Linked DNA regions of Homo sapiens: region 2 is linked to region 1. Evidence: chromatin contacts called from ENCODE Hi-C or POLR2A ChIA-PET data. All regions are on one chromosome and are shown on one strand. Each heading gives the region's core, a stretch centred on a gene start or an enhancer-like site at or near the end of the contact. The rest is flanking DNA. Distances are from core to core; before and after follow the strand shown.

What was found. Hi-C counts contacts between places; a loop is a spot of excess contacts on that map. ChIA-PET counts read pairs that join two places held with the same protein, here RNA polymerase II (POLR2A). Pooled maps may share reads with other maps.
Region 2: a map with no recorded cell type shows a loop between it and region 1 (2.0-fold over the local background). The contact joins two enhancer-like sites. A Hi-C loop is called at or near these places in 11 of 168 maps with a recorded cell type or tissue (B cell, CD8-positive, alpha-beta T cell, GM12878 and 6 more), 22 of 37 single-sample maps with no recorded cell type and 17 of 50 pooled maps. POLR2A ChIA-PET finds 5 or more read pairs at or near these places in 1 of 52 experiments (activated naive CD4-positive, alpha-beta T cell).

The regions. Positions count from the first base shown.
Region 1 is chr6:41,297,475-41,301,227 of GRCh38, forward strand. No RefSeq gene overlaps it. Among named protein-coding and RNA genes, the nearest start is that of TREM1, 13 kb to the left of the region's middle. Within about 2 kb of position 1,842, at least 4 of the 41 ENCODE cell types and tissues checked have a DNase peak (open chromatin) inside an H3K27ac peak, as active enhancers do.
Region 2 is chr6:41,370,359-41,374,111 of GRCh38, forward strand. No RefSeq gene overlaps it. Among named protein-coding and RNA genes, the nearest start is that of NCR2, 37 kb to the left of the region's middle. RefSeq lists a silencer at 239-439 and enhancers at 881-1,834, 3,743-3,753. Within about 2 kb of position 1,878, at least 5 of the 41 ENCODE cell types and tissues checked have a DNase peak (open chromatin) inside an H3K27ac peak, as active enhancers do.

The DNA.
Region 1 (3,753 bases), core at 592-3,091:
CAGGCTGGAATTTCCCAATCCTAGTAAGCCTGAGGGTACTGCAGGAGACCAGGGTGTATTTCAGTCCTTATCTTAACCACATAAGACAGACACTCTCACAGCGGCCATCTATAGACCTCCCCCCAAGAATGCATTCCTTCCTCAGGGTATCAATTATTAATATTCCTTGCTGGGAAAAGAATTCAGCGATATTTCCCCTACTCGCATGTCTGTTTATAGGCTCCCTTCAAGAAGAAAAATATGGCTCTATTCTGCCCAACCCCACAGGCAGTCAGACCTTATGGTTATCTTCCCTTGTTCCCTGAAAATCACCATTATTCTGTTCTTTTTCAGGGTGCACTGATTTCATATTGTTCAAACACACATGTTCTACAATCAATTTGTACAATAGTGGTCCTGAGGTGACGTACATTCTCAGCTTACAAAGATAACAGGATTAAGAGATTAAAGTAAAGACAGGCATAAGAAATTATAAGAGTATTATTAGGGAAGTGATAAATGTCCATGAAATCTTCACAATTTATGTTCAGAGATTGCAGTAAAGACAGGCATAAGAAATTATAAAAGTATTAATTTTGGGAACTGATAAATGTCCATTAAATCTTCACATTTTATGTTCTTCTGCCTCGGCTCTAGCTGGTCCCTCTGTTCAGGGTCCCCGACTTCCCATAACACCCCACCATTCTCTCTTGCTTCTGCTTTCACCATGTGACATCCCTGTACCCCCTTTACCTTCTGCCATGATTGTAAGCTTCCTGAGACCTCCCCAGAATCAGATGTTAGCCCCATGCTTCCTGTGTAGCCTGCAGAAACATTAGCCAATTAAACCTCTTTTCTTTATAAATTATCCAGTCTCAGGTATTTCTTTATAGCAATGCAAGAATGACCTAATACATTGGCCACTACAAAAATGCACTTAAGTACATAGACCATTGACACTATTGAGCAGCCACACAAACAAATCTGCATAATAACCAGCTAACAATGTGATAACAAGATCAAATCCACACATATCAATATTAACTTTGAATGTAAAAGGGCTAAATATCCCAATTAAAAGTCACAGAGTGGCAAATTGGATAAAGAAGCAACACTCAATGGTATGCTATCTTCAAGAGACTTATCTCACACACAATGAGACCTATCAGCTCAAAGTAAAAAGATGGAGAAAAGGTACCAAGCAAACAGAAAACAGAAAAAGCAGAGGTTGCTATCTAATTTCAGACAAAACAGAACTTAAGCCAACAAAGATCAAAAAAGACAAAGAACATTACATAATGGTAAAAAGTTCAATTCAACAAGAAGACCTAACTATCCTAAATATATATGCATCCAGCACAGGAGCACTCAGATTCAAAAAGCAAATTCTTAGAGACTTACAAAGAAACTGAACTCGACACTTGACCAAATGAACCTAATAGACATTGACAGAACTCTCCACCCCAAAACAACAGTGTGTACATTCTTCCTACCTGTACATGGCACATATTTGAAGTCAACCACACAATCGACCAAAAAACAATCCTCAACAAATTCAAAGAAACCAAAATCACACCAACCACACTCTTGGACCACAGCACAAAAAAAATAGAAATCAATACTAAGAAAATTGCTCAAAACCATACATTTGCATGGAAATTAAATAACCTGTCCCCAGATAACTTTTGGATAAGCAACAAAATTAAGGTAGAAATCAAGAAGTTCTTTGAATCAATGAGAACAATGATACAACATACCAGAATCTCTGAGACATAGCTAAAGCAATGTTAAGAGGGAAGCTAATAGTACTAAACACCCACATCAAAAAGTTAGAAAGATCTCAAATTAGCAACCTGACATCACACTTAGAGGAAATAGAGAAACACGAGTAAACCAACCCCAAAGCTAGCAGAAGACAGGAAGTAACCAAAATCAGAGCTGAACTGAAGGAAAGTGAGTCACAAAAAAGATATAAAAGACCAATGAATCCAGAAGTTGGTTATTTGAAAGAATAAATCATATATATATATATATATATATATATATATATATATATATATACATTCTTAGCTAGATTAATAAAGAAAAAAGAGAAGATCCAAAAAACACAATCAGAAATGAAAAAGGGGACATTACCAGCAACCCCACAGAAATACAAAAAACCCTCAGGGACTACTATAAACACCTCTATGCACACAAGCTAGAAGACGTAGAAGAAATTAATACATTCCTGGAAACATACAACCTCCCAACATTGAACCTGGAAGAAATCGAATCCTTGAACAGAACAATATGTTCCTAAATTGAATCAGTAGCAAAAGGCCTACCAACCAGAAAAAGCCCAGAACCAGATGGATTCACAGACAAATTCTAAGAGATGTATTAATATAAAGAAGACTTGGTACCATTCCTACTGAAACTATTCCAAAATGTTGAGTAGGGACTTCTCCCTAACTCATACTATGAGGCCAGCATCATCCTGATACCAAAAGCTGGCAAAGGCACAACAATAAAGGGAAACTTCAGGCCAACATCCTTGACAAACATAGATGCAAAAATCCTCAACAACATACTGGTAAACCAAATCCAGCAGCACATCAAAAAGCTAATCCACCATGATCAAGTAGGCTTCATACCTGGGATGTAATGTTGGTTCAATATATGCAAATCAATAAATGTGATTTATCACATAAATAGAACTAAAAACAAAAACCGCATGATCCTCTCAGTAGACGCAGAATTTTGATAAAATTCAGCATCACTTTATGTTAAAAACCCTCAACAAACTCAGCATTGAAGGAATACCTCAAAATAATAGGGACCATCTATGACAAACCCACAGTTAACATCATACTGAATGGGCAAAAGCTTGAAGCATTCCCCTGGAGAACCAGAACAAGATAAGGATGCCCTCTCTCACCACTTCTATTCAACATAGTACTGGAAGTCCTAGCCAAAACAATCAGGCAAGAGAAAGAAATAAAAGTCATCCAAACAGGAATAAAGGAAGTCAAACTGTTTCTCTTCACAGATTATATGATTCTATGCCTAGAAAAACCCATAGTCTCTGCCCCAAAGCACTTTGATCTGATAAACAACTTTAGCAAAGTTTCAGGACAAAAAATCAATGTGCAAAAATCAGTATCATTTCTATACACCAACAATTTCCAAGCTGAGAGCCAAATCAAGGACATAATCCCATTGACAATAGCCACAAAAAGAATGAAATACCTATGAATACAGCTATCCTGGGAGGTGAAAGATCTCTACAAAAGAATTACAAAACACTGCTCAAAGAAATCAGAGATGACACAAATAAATGGAAAAACATTCCATGCTTATTAATAGGAAGAATCAATATTGTTAAAATGGCCACACTACCCAAAACAACTTACAGATTCAATGTTATTCCCAACAAACTACCAATAACATTTTTCACAGAATTAGAAAAAACTATTTTAAAATCCACATAGAACCAAAAGCTTGAATAGCCAAGACAATCCTAAGCAAAAAGATTAAAGCTGGAGGCATCACATTACGCCCCAACTTTGAACTATACTACAAGGCTACAGTAACCAAAACAGCATGGTGTTGGTACAAAAACAGACACATAGACAAATGGAAAATACAGAGTCCAGAAATAAGGCCACATACCTACAACCAACAGATCTTTGACAAAGTCGACAAAAACAAGCAATGGGAAAAATCCATTTGGCTAGCCAATTACCCTAGCATCATTTATTGCACCATTTATTTATTCAATAAGTTATACCG
Region 2 (3,753 bases), core at 628-3,127, 73 kb after region 1:
AAATTTTTGTTAAAAAAATGCCGGGCCTGGTGGCGGGTGCCTGTAATCCCAACTACTTGGGAAGGCTGAGGCAGGATAATCACTTGAACCCAGGAGGTGGAGGCTGCAGCAAGCCGAGACTGCCCCACTGCACTCCAGCCTGGGAGACAGTGAGACTCCATCTAAAAAAAAAAAAAAAAATCCACTGGCTTCCCATCACACCTAGTATATAATTCAAGACACTCTCTCCCTCATCATGGCCTACAAAACGCTACAGAATCTGACCCTCCTGACTTTCCATTGACCCTCCCTTTCACCTCCACCCTCTCTCCTCCTTTTTGAGCTCCATTCCAGGCACTTTCCACATCTTAGGCCACTGCATTTGCAGTTCCCTCCGCGGGGACCCTGCCCTTTCAGAAGTCTGCATGGCTCATTCTCTTCTGGGTCTCTGTCTCCTCCCCAAGTTCCTCTCTGGCCCACTTCATCTTTCCTTCACAGCACAAAGGGCTGTCCTGCCTGATACCATGTTGTGTGACTGTGTTTATCTGTTTCCTGTCTTTCTGACCCAGGAATGTATAAGCGCCCTGAGGGATGGGATCTTGTCTTCCTGTTGCTCAGTCATTTAATAGGTACTTGCTAAGTATTTGTGGAATGAGTGAATGACTTAATTAATCTACAAGCTGTGGAGACTCAGGAAGGATCGTGATAGTGACAGCTGTTGGTAAATTTAATTCAATATGTATTGTGCGCTTATTTTGTGCCTACTGTGTGGCATTCAGCATCATCTTGTTGCTGCTATTCATTGTGGTGAAGAGAATACGGCAGCAGGTAAGTCTGATCTGGGCCCAGAGCACAGACCGTAGGCGCAGCTCATCTCTTCATTGCTTTCTCCCCATTCTTGGAGTGGCAGTAGGAACCCCCACCCCCCCCCCACACACACACACATACACACACAGAGAGAGAGAGAGAGAGAGAGAGAAAGAGAGAGAGAGACGGGACAGCCTCCTCTATGCACTGCTTCCTCTTCCCCAGCCCTGCTCCCTGCATCCTTCCCTCTGGTCCTAGTGTCCTGGTGTCTTGAAGATGCTGGGTAGTTAGACCGACATCCCTCTCCCTCTCTCACCCTGGGCTCTGGGACGCTGGCCCTGCTTCCCCAGAGAGCGATCGCCCCGGACTTGTGCCTGTGTTCCGGCCTAGGGCAGCCGGAACCTCCCGATATCCCCAGAGGAGTCTCAGGACAGCGCACAGGGAAGTACTGGCTTGGAGCTGCGTGTTCCTTGGGCGGCCGGCGGAGGGCGAAGAGCAGGAAGAGCCCGGGGGACGACGGTAGCAGAGTGTTGGGGAGGCCACAGACGCGGACTGCGTGGAGAAAGCACGCACCCGGGCCGCAGTAGCCGGGCAGGGGGACGGCGGAAAGCAGCCCTCTCTGGAACATTTTATTCTGATCCCCGCAGGACTCCCCCGCGAGCCCCGGCTTGAGCAGTCGTGTAACAAGTGTGCGATTGCGCGTGCGACTGGTGTGTGCGCGTGGGCACTTACACGTTCCCGGGGAGGCTGGGGGCAGGAGCTTCACTGTTCACACAAAGAGCGCTTAGAGGAGGAACATTTAAGTTTGGGGGCAAAGAAAGAAAAAAGAGTTAAAGGTTTAGGAGATGGGGGAGGAGGATGGGGCTTAAGGACGCGGTGTTGCCGCGGCTCAGCCATCGGGGCGGGAAGCTCGGGGAGGGAGAGCGCCTGGGCCCGCTTCTCGCCTATTCTACGCAGAACTTTTCTCTCCTCCTTCTTCCCTCGCTCTGCCTCTCTCGGGGCGGTCTCCGGGGACTGTCTCTCACATCCATTCTCCTCTCCTCCTTGATTTATGCTGCAGAGTGGAACGACCTTCCCTGACCTCATTTTCATGTCGGCGCGAGCACACCCGGAGCCGGCTACGCACATTCCGGAGGAGGCGCGCGCTGACACGCACACACACACACACACACACTCGAGACACTGCAGGGCCCTGCCCATCCTCGAGTTCACACCAGCCCCGCCACTATTATGGGCACTGCCGGGGCTGTGGACGCTCAAAGAATAGATCCTCATTAGCATCTTGCTTTGAATATCATTTGCATTTTATTCATTTCATGTCAAAACGCTCAGAACTCTCCCCAGCCCGCACCTTCCCCAGAGCTTGGGAGTCATGGGTTTCCAGCTCAAGCCCCTTCTCTGTGGGCCCCACGCTTGCTGGCTACCCCCACCCCACCTACCCTGCGCCACAGCCCCCACAAAATGAATTGACGTCTCCTAAGCACTTGGCAAGTTCCATCTCCTGCGCTAGGGTGCATTGTCTCATCTAATCCTGACAGCAACTCAAGGAGCAAAGCACTATACTATACCCATTTGAGAGTCGAGGAAACTGAGTCACAAAGGTGACTTGACCAAGGTCGTGGAGCTAAAAACCGAGGAGGAGAAACTGAAACCCAAGGCGACCAAACACCAAACCCAAAGAGCTTAACCGCTTCGCTGCCCCGGCTCAGGCAAGGTCAAAGCTAAGGTATGATAACTCTGGCAGGAGAAAGTCTGTTTTCCTACGTGGTAGAAAGTCCTTGGGCCCGCCACGACCCTTCCCCCATCCCGGCCGCTGGGGCACCGGGGCACATTCCCAGTGCGGGCGCTCGCAGCACCACCTCGCCTGGCCGCCCCCAGTCCTGACCCCTTTCTAGCGCTGGATCGGCCGGGTCCGGCCTCCGTGCTCGCGGGGTCGTCCGTCGGCGCTGGCTAGTTAAGAAAAATAAACAACGTTCCAAATGAAGGCGATTCCTTTCAACCCAAGCTCCGCCGCCTGCCAGAGAAATGCAAACAGCGGGGTACGGCCGGAGTCCGCCCCAGCCCCCGCGCCGGAGCTGCGGGTGGCAGGGTCGGGCCGCGGTAACCCGAGCCGCCGCGCCGGCTCCCCGCGCGCTGCCCTCCGCCTGCCCCTTCGCCCCTGACCCCGCAGTCGGCGCGCTGGGCCTGCGCCCGCCATCCCCAGCGCCCCCCACCGGGCCGGGACCTCCGCCAGCGGTCCTCGGCGCCCTTCCTGCCCCCTCCCCCCAGCGGTCTCGGCCCCATCCCGAACCGCCACCCTGGGATCCCCAGCCCTCCTGCGCCCTCGAGGCCACCGGGCTCCTGCGAGCAACGCTTCCCTGCGGCGACCGCGCGCTGGGATCACTCAACACCAAGAAAAAAAAAATGCACTGGGAACGACAGAAACCTGCCTTAGCGAACTATCCTCTAGTGGATCGGGCGTGGGGGGCTGCTTCCAGATAGGACCCCTGCTCACCCTGCAGGGTGCGGCCGGGACAACTACGGGCGCCACTGCGGAAGGCCTGACCTGATCCGGCACGGTGTGGCCACCGTGGGCCCACAGAGGGTGAAGGGGTAGCTTATGCTGAGTGGGGGTGTCCACCTGGACAGACCAGGCGAGCCTCGCTCCTGGTGCGGGAGCTAGTTTTCCCTGGATCTTCCGCGGCAGAGAAGCCTGCGTCCGGGACCAGCAGAGTGAGCCGACCGGCGGATGCAGTTGACCCCATTCGCGTCCAAACTTCACTTCGAGAAAACGCAGCCCTGCGCGCAGTCCACGCAGGACGCGACAGCGCCACCCTCGTTTGTACGGCTGCGCGAATGACTCGAGAGAGTCGCGGTGGCTGCACGTGCGTGCGCAAAGCGGGAAGGAGTCAGAAACAGTCCCGGGCGCAGAGCGAAGAAATCCTGGGACCTCGGCAAGAGGGCCTCACCACTGGAGATGGGGTAGCT